Regions from separate parts of the Mus musculus genome. Here region 1 is linked to region 2. A link is a loop called in an ENCODE intact Hi-C map of the cell type or tissue named here. Cell type or tissue: heart. All regions are shown on one strand. Region 1 overlaps Map3k7 (mitogen-activated protein kinase kinase kinase 7). Region 2 holds the start of Bach2os (BTB and CNC homology 2, opposite strand).

Region 1 (5,000 bases), 600 kb after region 2:
AATTTAAAGCAAAAAAATGAAAAACATTCCTATGGAGGCACTACTTTCAGTTCAGTCAACTGCTAACGTCCATGTACACAGAAAAAAGAAAGGTGGGAAACACTGTGTTTTATAGTCTTAAGATCAGAGTAGCTCTGGTGAAGAATTAGTGGATACAAATAACGTCTCAGCTTACCTCCACAATGAAAGCCTTCCTCTCAGACTCACTTTCTATCTGTTTAATAGCGACATCTTTTGCTCTCCACTTAGCTTTGCAAACTACTCCAAAAGCTCCTCTTCCGACAACCTGAGTTAACAAACAAACAAATAGAAAACCCCCAAAAATCAGAAGCAGAGTTTAATATGATAGAGGCAGTTTTTAAGTCTCATCAAAGGTTTAGAAACCACCATTATCTGAATTTGCTAAGAATGAGTTTTTCATTAAAGTGAAGATAAAATGCAGTTTTAATCTTTGAAATGAACCTCTTAATTCTAAAGCAGAAACACAAAAAATACATGAAGACATAAGGCAATTTTTAATCACAGTAGAAAATTAAAGTAAAGATGATTGAGAAGTGGTTCAGAAAAATAAAAATGAAAAAGAACATATACTATTTAAAGAAAATAAAATCAGCTTTCAAATAACTCTAATTGGGGGTAAGAAATGGAAGGAAAAGGGCTAAAGATATATATAAAAGGCCCACTATGAAGGACACGCAAAATGTGTTACTGTCTACACAATGACCCCCACCCCAATACCTCATATTACAATGCCCATTTATAAAATGCCCAGGAGAAATCTAGGGACAGCAAGCAGGTCAGTGATTGCCTTGGGATAAGGATCAAAAAGGAATTAATGTAAACGGTATCCTGCCAAGGTGGTGATGTGTTTGAAAGTTGACTGTGATGGCTGACAACTGGGTAAATTCACAAAAATCAATAAATCACACTTCACATGGGTAAGCTTTATGATAGGTAATTAGCTTATTACTTTTAAAAAGTTATAAAAATACAGACCAACCATATGCCACATTATTGCTAAAACTAATGGCTATCACATGGGCACACTGCTCTGTCAAGTTCCTCTATTTTAAAAAATACTTAGAAAAATCCAAGTATTTTTAAAAGCATTAAAAAGCAAAAATGAAAATTAGCGTGGTATCTGTCAGATCAAAACCATTAGACTGTTACTGTGAAGGGCACTAGGTTCGCACCTTCATCTCCAATCTCCTACCTTCTATGTAGCTAAATGCTATGGCAAGGTCCTTTCCTCAAGGAAAGGTCCACCCCACTCATTACATCTTTATAGACTGTTTGCTAGTTGGCATTGAGAGAGTGCTCTGCCCACATCCCTCTTTATAAAGCCTCACAAGGAGGTGCTAATGTTCTCCTCATGTTACACGTAAAGCACATGGCTTTAAACATGCCAACTCACTCTCTCAGCCGTACACAGGTAACAAACAGTACAGGACAGTTAATGGTAGGCAACCCAACACTAGAATACCAGTGGTTCTAACATGTATGGCACACTTCATATACTAGGATCAGTTATGTGCTCCTTAGGTGTGAGTCCACTTAAGACAACTTATTATATAAAACTCAACAACAAAGTTGGGCATAGCTAGTGATCGTGATCAAATAGTTGTTCTTCAAAATCTACACTGGGTCGATCACTTCCCAAAGGGAAGAGGAGACACTAGGGCAGGAGCTGTAGCCTGGGGTACGTGAACTAGCTAGTCAGGCTCCAGTTCCACTTCATAGGCTGTGTAAAGCGTGTAACTACTTCTCAGTCAGTGCTCACCACAAGATGAGCACATTCTGGTGGTGTTTTCCCCCAGATTAGCACAAGTAATCCATTTCCATTTGAAAGGTAAGCAGTCATAGGGATGCAATTTAGTCACATTACACAGTAAGAAAGTATTCCGAGGCAGGATCCGAAACCTACAGCTTAGCATTACCAGCACATGCTATGGTAATTCATACTCAGCTTAAAGGTAACAAGGCTGCTTAGATGCAAAGTCCCAAGTAAGCCTGGCTCTTTTGGAGACTTTTTCCATTTCCTGGTCTTGGCCATTCAGAGACCATCTTGTTTTCCAAGCCTCAAAAAGAATCCAGCACTGGTGATTCATGCTCAGCATCCAGTTACTTTAGGAAGATTTAGGAATTGGCTTTGGTTTGAATATGTCAGTCTTTATAATCAAGCTTACTGTTAGGTGTCCTGCTCACTGTTAGGTAAATTAACATCTGAGCTTTTTTTTTTGGACAGTAAAGCATAGATGTTTATATTTTCTTTAGTGAGTATCTATAGAGTTCCTAAGTTATTTTCCTTACTGAGTGTCTATAGGGTTCCTAAGTTATTTTCCTTCATATCTATGGAGATAAGAGTATCTAATAGGGGGTTATAGAATCAGGCTCTTCCATAAACATTATAAAACAACACCCAGAGTTGGGTTTGAATTAATACAAGGAGCCAGAGCACTCATTTTTCTCACAGGAAATTAGCAGCAAACAGATCCTACAAGATTTCAACTTCATGGTCATAATCAACTTAGATGATACACACGGATCAGTCTGCCTAAAGACATTATCATTAACTATGAAGGAATGATTATAAAGCATTAAGACATTCAATACACTTCAATCATGTGCCCACAGATTAATCAGGGCGAGCAGTACTTAGCATTATTAAGAACGTCTGCTCTGAGTGTTATTTGTATTTGTGGATTCTGTACTTGTCGTAACTGTGTCGAGTAAGCATGACCATCTGTGATCCTCAGGTGCCACCTAGTGATGAAATGACGACTCACTCTGAGTTTTCAACTTCAAACCAGGGGAACTAAATGTGAGCAAATAAATACATGATAAACTCTCTTTTGCTGTGAGAAATCAATTTCACAAAATAATCTGAAATAAAAATGGTCACACTCCTATCTGAGAACCCCATGGCCTCAAGAAATCTCCATTCTCATTTGAGTCATAAGTTACTTCATATACACACTGAGGTTAACAGATCTTAGATGATAACACAGGAAGGCAAGTTGTCGAAGTTGCTGAAATGTCTGATAGAAATAACTGTCATGGTTTTATAGGAGTCAGTATAATAGCATGGAGCCAGTGCTTAAAGAATTATATTTCTTTAGATCATAAAGACTTCTCTTTTTTTGCATATGGCATTATTAGGAGTAAAATATTAGCTGTTAGAAGTAAAAAGCAAAAAAAAATATATATTAAGAACTGACTTTTTGTGAGATGAAAATGAGACAGGGAAGAAATCCAAGGCTATACAACAAGACTACTTAGATTTCTTTTTTTTTTAACACTTTTTTTTAAAAACACTTAGAATGCCAAAGGCAAGCACTCACAATACACTAAAGACCTCAGCAGCCTCTCTTTCCCCACAGGCTTGGAGATTCAATGGCAGAAAGCAGTTCAAACTTTCTCCCACCCACACTCTTTCCTTTGATTAGCAGAGGCAGACAGCCTGGCAGACTGTGCTCTATAAACATGGGCAGCTACAGAGGCATAAGAACACTGATAAAGAATATCCACACCAGGCTTTACCCCAGGCTACCTTGGACCCAGTTGAACATGACAATGATTCAGAAAAAATCTTGCAAAAGGAGTAAGATAAGTGAAATTAAAGTCTGACCACAGGTAGGAGGCGGCTACTGTGGGGAGGGTTGAGACCTGAAATGGATTCATAGCTGTTCAAACACAGACCTTAACGCAAAGTGCTTGAGTGACTTTCTGACGATCGATGACAGCCAAAGGGAAAGCCAAGTCAGGAAGCATGGAGAAAGGTCTTTCTTCAGTGATACAACTGAATTGCCAACTGCATTTCTTTAACCCTGAAATATCTGAGTACCTAGTACATCCAGCTGCTGTTTCTGAGGGACTGAATGTTCTTTATCTAAACGGACAGTACCAAAGCGGAGGAGCCTTAGAAATAGAAAATAAGCTATGGCTCACAACCATCTAATTTTCAAAGCATCATATTCAACAGGTTAACTGTTGGAGAAGGGATTTATAAAAGGTTTTCACCCTTTCAGAAACAGGAGTGACTGGGATGATAGAGGCTTGCACATGGAGGGGTGAGGGGAGTCTCCAAAGGCAGCTACCCTCAATCTTTTCCATCCTTGTCTGCTTACTCTACTGAGGAGTTCATGGCTTTCCCCCTTGGGTCAAGTTGGTCAAGAATTGCTTTTATCAGTAGTATAGTGAACTTCCAGGAACCTCAAAATCAGGGCTCAAGAAGCTTTAGCAGTTTCTATTTTCTTCCTCTTAGAGCCCAACATCATGAGATAAAGGCCCACTTGATACAGAAAGGCCTCATGCAGGATGATTGGGCATTTGCTGGGTATAACTGATGACCAAGCAGACAGAGACACTACTCTGTCAGGCATGAAGAAGCAACCTTGGATGCCTCTGTTCCATGTGACAGTAATATGTATCAAGGCACTGGTTTGGTTTCCACCCAGCGGCAAGGGGCTGAGGTACTTATTTTACATATCAAAGCAGACCTGGCCTCCAGGTTCTCCCAGCAACTCTCAGTCTCTATCTGGCATACTCTGCCCGCCTCCTTGAGCTCTTCCCTCTATCCTTCTCTCTTCCCATGGTGACTTCCCTGGCCTAGTTCCTTGGGGCCAGTGAACTTGTCTGAGAGCAGCTTCCCAATAAACCCGCCTATATATAATCTAATCTGGCTTGAGTTGCCTCATTTCCTCAGTGGAGAAATAACCTATCACTACATGGACTTCTGGAATGAAATCAGAGGAACAGAAAGGTATGAAAAGAAGTGTTTGGCTATAGTAACTACGAATTAGAAACCAGTGTTAATCATTAGAAGACAAATTAAGAATAATTCCATCTTGGTCTTCTTCACCAACTAATAAATGTTAAATACCAATTTGAAGCTTGCATGGCTGGTGCTTTACCCAATAAGCCATCTCTCTGGCCAGCCCAAGTTCAATCCCGGAACCCCTACAAAAAGCAAGATGCAGTGGCATGTCTATACATGCAGT
Region 2 (5,000 bases):
CTGTCAACTGCAGAGCCATCTGTCCAGTCAAATATCATTTTCTTGTTTGTATTTCTATTTTATTTTTAATTTTATGTGTGTGGGTGTTTTGCATGCATGCATCTCTGTGCACCTTGTTTGTGTGGTGCCCATGGAGGCCAGAAGATGGTGCTGGAGTCCTTGTGACTGGAATTATAGAACTGGTTGAGTCACCATGCAGGAGCTGGGAGTTGAACCTGGGACCTCTGGAAGAGCAGCCAGTGCTCTTAACTGCTGAGCCAGCTCTCCAGTCTCCAAACCTCTTTTTAAGATGAGCAAGTCATGGGAAGTACTGAAAGCAAGTAGTGATTAATACTTCTCTTATTTCCAATACAAGTAAGATGAAATATTCGTATAACCAAACAGTACAAACACACACAAGTCGGCCAGCCTGGTGGTGTATAGCTCTAATCCCAACACTCAGGAGGATTGCCATGCATCTGAGCATAGCATGGGCTACAGAGTAAGTGGGGAGCCAGTCTGGCCTACATAGTGAGACCTTGTCTCAACACACACACACACACACACACACACACACACACACAGATTATAATGTTATCATTTCCTGAGGTTCCTTTGAAGCAAATGGCATTAAAAATATTGTAAACTGTGTTAGTTCTTCCAATGTTGCAGAACTTTTGTAAGAAAGACCATGGTTTATCAAAGCCCCTGCTACAAGACACACAACCGGAATTCAACAAAATGGCCAAAGTGATCTTCTAAAGACCGATGTACAGATGGGGAAGGAAGACTGAGCCCAGCACACCTTGAAGACACTGCAGAGATGCACCAGTCAGTGAGAGTCTTTTTTACTCACACAGAACCCAAGGTGACATCCTGGGTAGGAGGAGTCAGAGCTGGGCTTTAGTTCTCACACAGGAGAGAGGTGACATCACCCCTCTGACCCTCAGTGTCCTCGTGCAAAACAAGGTACGCTTCTCAGGTTAGTGTTATGCTAGGCACTTTGTCAGGATATGGTTTTTAAAATTACGTTTTCTTTTACAGGGTAATTCTGTTATTTCTCTGACACGATGCATATTCCTTCCTTCTGATAAACACCTTGCTGGACGATGTCATGTGTTCTCGAAGTTAAGCCTTGAAGGGCACTGAGACTTGTACTTTGTCCTGTTTCACTGGCTGCTCAGTAGGGCAGACCTGGCATCTCCAGCTCACAGCACTATCCTGCCAGTTCTGTGAATGGAAGCATGCTCATTGCTTATGAGGTTTTATTTAATTATTCTGAACTCAGTTCACTCCTCTAGCTAGACAGGCCCTGGGAATGACACTCAGTTTCCATGCTTAGTGGCTGCCCCTTTTACCCGAGGAACCACCTTGCCAGCCCAGAAGTGAATTCTTGAAGCCACTGAGACCCGCAGAGGACTGTAACCCCAGCCAACACCCGATCTGAGCCAGAAATGCTCATGAGGGCCAGCTCAGTTCCTGACACACAGAACGTGTGAGAGCTGTTGAATGACCACTGCTACTGTAAGCCATTAAGGTTTAGGCACGATTCCTACTTTTAAGTCCTTCACAAGTCAAGGTAAATATTTTTAAAAGAGAGGATGGCAGGGGTGGGAGAGATGGCTCGATAGTTAAGAACACCTGCTATTCTTCCAGAGGACCCAGGTTTGATTTCCAGCACACACACACACACACACACACACACACACACACGAACATACATGGCAGCTCACAATCATCTGTGGCTACAGTTTCAGGGAATCCAATACCCTCTTCTGGTCTCTGTTGGCCCCAGACACACACGTGGTACAGACAGACATACACACAAACAACTATAAAATAGAAATAAATAAATAAAACTCCACAACAATGAAGAGAGGATATCACAACTCTGGAGGTGTCTTCTCTGTTGTTTAATTTTAGTATGTATTATTTTGTAAGAACGGCAACTATGGAGACCTGATGCAGGGAGTGGTCCTCATCTATAAACACAAGAAGTGAAGGTATGGAAATTAGGAATTCAAGGTCATCCTTAGCTACAAACTGACAAACTGAGTTTAAGGCCAGCATGGGCTACTGAAGACCCTAATTGTTTTGTGTGAAAACATTGACTTTGTGTCTGATGCAGAAGCTGAGAGCAAGCCCAGGCTCTCTCTCTCTCTAGGGCCTTGTCAGTCTCCATGGGGTTTGGAGTTCAGGTCGGTGACATTTTTAAAAAATGATTTATTTATTTTATATATTTGAGTACACTGTCACTGTCTTTAGACACATCAGAAGAGGACTTCAGATACCATTACAGATGGTTGAGAACCACTGTGTGGGTGCTGGGAATTGAACTCAGGACCTCCGGAAGAGCAGCTGGCGCTCTTAACCACTGAGCCATCTCTCCAGCCCCAGGTCTGTGACTTTTAACAGCTTCTCTCTGCCCTTCCTTGCTAAGGCGGTGCTGATGGTTTGGGAACTTCTGCAGTTACATCTGTTTCTGCAACTCCTGCACAGTTATGACCTCAGCAATCTTAGCACTTGGGAGGAGGTGGAGGCAGGAAGATTAAGGCCACCCTCAGAGGCCTGTGGAGTTCCAGGCCAGCCCAGGCTATTAGACCCAGCTCAGGTTGCTTAGGTTTTTTTCTCATATTCAATTTCTTGGCTTGGCCAGCAGATGGCAATGTAAGCCTAAATGTCATGTGCTAGGCTAACCTTTAATACTAACACCAGTCAGAGAGGCTAAACTTACAAGTGTATGTCAGTCAGGTGTGTTGTGTTACACCTTTAATCCCAGCACTTGAGAGGCAGAGGCAGGTGGATCTCTGAGTTTGAGCCTAGCCAAGGTTAAATACCGAGAGCTTGTTTCAGAAAAACTCAACCAACACCCCCACCCCTGCAAGAAACCAAAAAATTGAAAGCGGCCACATTAAATAAAGTAAAAACAAAACAAAACAAAACAATCCAGGTGAGTTTCATTTTAAGAACATGTCATTTATCCCAGTGTATAAAATATTTCTAATGTAATCTATACAAGTTATTTACAAAAAATTCAATGATGAAAAATTAAAATCTAAAGCACATTTTATTGTTCCAGTATTGTTCCACAATTCAGATGGGTCCCCACAAAAGGCTTGCTAGACATGTGTAGGACGTGCCCAGGAATCTTACAGATCTCTCAGGAAAAAGAGTCACTGGAGAAAGCATGTGGGCCTGGGTTTATTGGTGAAGAAAGCAACTTCCTGTTAGGATTCAGAGGGTGGAGTGTTGAGTCTGTGTTCTTTAAGAGGTCAAGGGTATGGCTAGTCTGCCCTGAATCTGGGAGTTATCTGTTGGTTGCATCAGATAGTCATGAGGCTCAGTCCTGGTATTTGTGCCCAGTTGATCACCATGCACAAAGGTAAGCACACTAAAGAATCATTTGCCTTTCCTAGGGCCGGGTGAAAATTCTGTCGGGTTACTTCCTAGCTGTGCACTTACTCCATGTGGCACTTACTATGCCTCCCATGTGGTGAGTGCAGGCAGGACAAATGGCTCCTTTGCAGGCTGTTGGAAAGGCCTTTGCCTGTGGGGCTGTTTCTCCTAGGCTTCCAATGATACAGTGCACTGTTTATCTCCATTTTCCAAGCTTTGGATAACAGACACTCAGATCCTAGATGGTGCCCCAGCAGCACACAGGTCGTCAGTTGGAGACATAGCACCTGGGCATCACAAAAGCTGTGCACCCTTGGGGCTCAGGGGACTTCTATTTCCACTGACAGCAGAGCCATCTTACTTCAGCTCCAGACTGTATTTGCTTACTTGCAGAAAGAAAACATGCCACAGAGCAGATCACAAGGAAAGTCTAAAGGGCTTCCGCACCGAGCGCTACTGTATTTAAAGCCATCTAGACAGCAAACACAGACCAGGTAGACAGGATGGAAGGTTGGCGGGGGAAAGGGAAAATCAACAATGGCAGTGTCAAAGTCCTTGGAGCAAAAGCAAACCACACATGGAATTTCATCAGGGATTGTTGCAATCGGGCTTCGTTTTTAAAGACGGTCAGTGGAGAAGAAAACAGTCAGCCATACATCTTCTTCTCTCTCAGGGGGAAGGGAGCCCTCACTCTTGTGCTGGGTTCTGTTTGTAGATCTGCTAGCCACACAGCAAGGAGGAACTTACACTGACCAGCAGGTGGGAGCACCTGCCTTGTTCCTCAAGGGATGCGGAGGCTCAACCTCAGCCCTCGGCTGTTTCCAAGGCAACGGGCGGGCATTCCTGGAGATGAGGGGCAGCCCTGGGCCTTTCCAGAGGAATATTTTCACAAGCTTTTGTGTGCATCCATGTACCCCACACAGGGCTGAAAACTAGGTAATGTGACAACGTCTTGGAAAGCCGACCAGCTGCGAGAAAGCTCACGCCTCTGCTCTTTCCTCCAGGAGATTAATACAACGTACACAAGCTTGTACAGCTTGCTGTTTGAGTCAGTGCTCCTGCCTAACATATCCTTCCAGACGGTACTTCTCATCAGAGGTGTTTACTCTCTGGGTCCCCAGAGACAGCACAGAGTAGACAATATGACACAATGAAACATTCTGCTAACTCTCGCCCCCACCTGTCCGAATAGCCTGCTGTTATGGCCAGTGGACTCTGGGCAGGGAGGCTGCACGGTAGACAGGCCTGGGAGATTTGTAGGCGATGAATCTCTTTAGTTGTGGACTGCTTTGGTTTTTGGTTAAGGCTTGGAGACAGAGGAATAGTCACTGAGTCAGCAGGCCAAATGTGAAAGAGGGTACTATTGGCCACTGCTGCGGTTTGCACAATATGTTCCTGTTGGTCATACCAGTCTTGCCAAAGTGCTGACTCTCTCCCTGCCTCTGGAACCCACAGGAAGTGCAGGATTAGAGGTCATTTTTCAGTATGGGACCTACACTGCTCGCCAGCAATGCCCGGAGGAAGGTTAGACTTTGTGGGAGTCCCAGCTTTTTAGCAGTCTGTGAAATCAATTCCTGCAGTTTGTAGCCAGGGACCCCTGACCTAGAGATGGCAAAGGGCAGAGA

The links. Peaks named below come from ENCODE experiments on the same cell type or tissue, not always from the same donor. Only the 100,000 strongest peaks of a DNase experiment are listed, where the experiment ranks them.
Region 1: a loop joins it to region 2, with 4 times the contacts of the local background. A loop is called at or near these places in 7 of 42 quality-filtered maps.

What each region holds. Positions count from the first base shown.
Region 1 is chr4:31,970,109-31,975,108 of GRCm38, reverse strand. Map3k7 (mitogen-activated protein kinase kinase kinase 7) reads right to left here. Exons shown (of 16, transcript NM_172688.3): 2 at 176-286. Among named protein-coding and RNA genes, the nearest start is that of Map3k7, 8.5 kb to the right of the region's middle. In heart, a CTCF peak has its summit at 2,777 (motif pointing left); no DNase peak of the experiment used is centred here.
Region 2 is chr4:32,569,945-32,574,944 of GRCm38, reverse strand. All of the region lies in intron 3 of Bach2 (BTB and CNC homology, basic leucine zipper transcription factor 2), which reads right to left. Bach2os (BTB and CNC homology 2, opposite strand) reads left to right here and starts at 3,283. Exons shown (of 5, transcript NR_026843.1): 1 at 3,283-3,361. In heart, CTCF peaks have their summits at 143 (motif pointing right), 2,641 (motif pointing right) and 4,138 (motif pointing right); a DNase peak (open chromatin) is centred at 4,754; H3K27ac peaks cover 610 bases.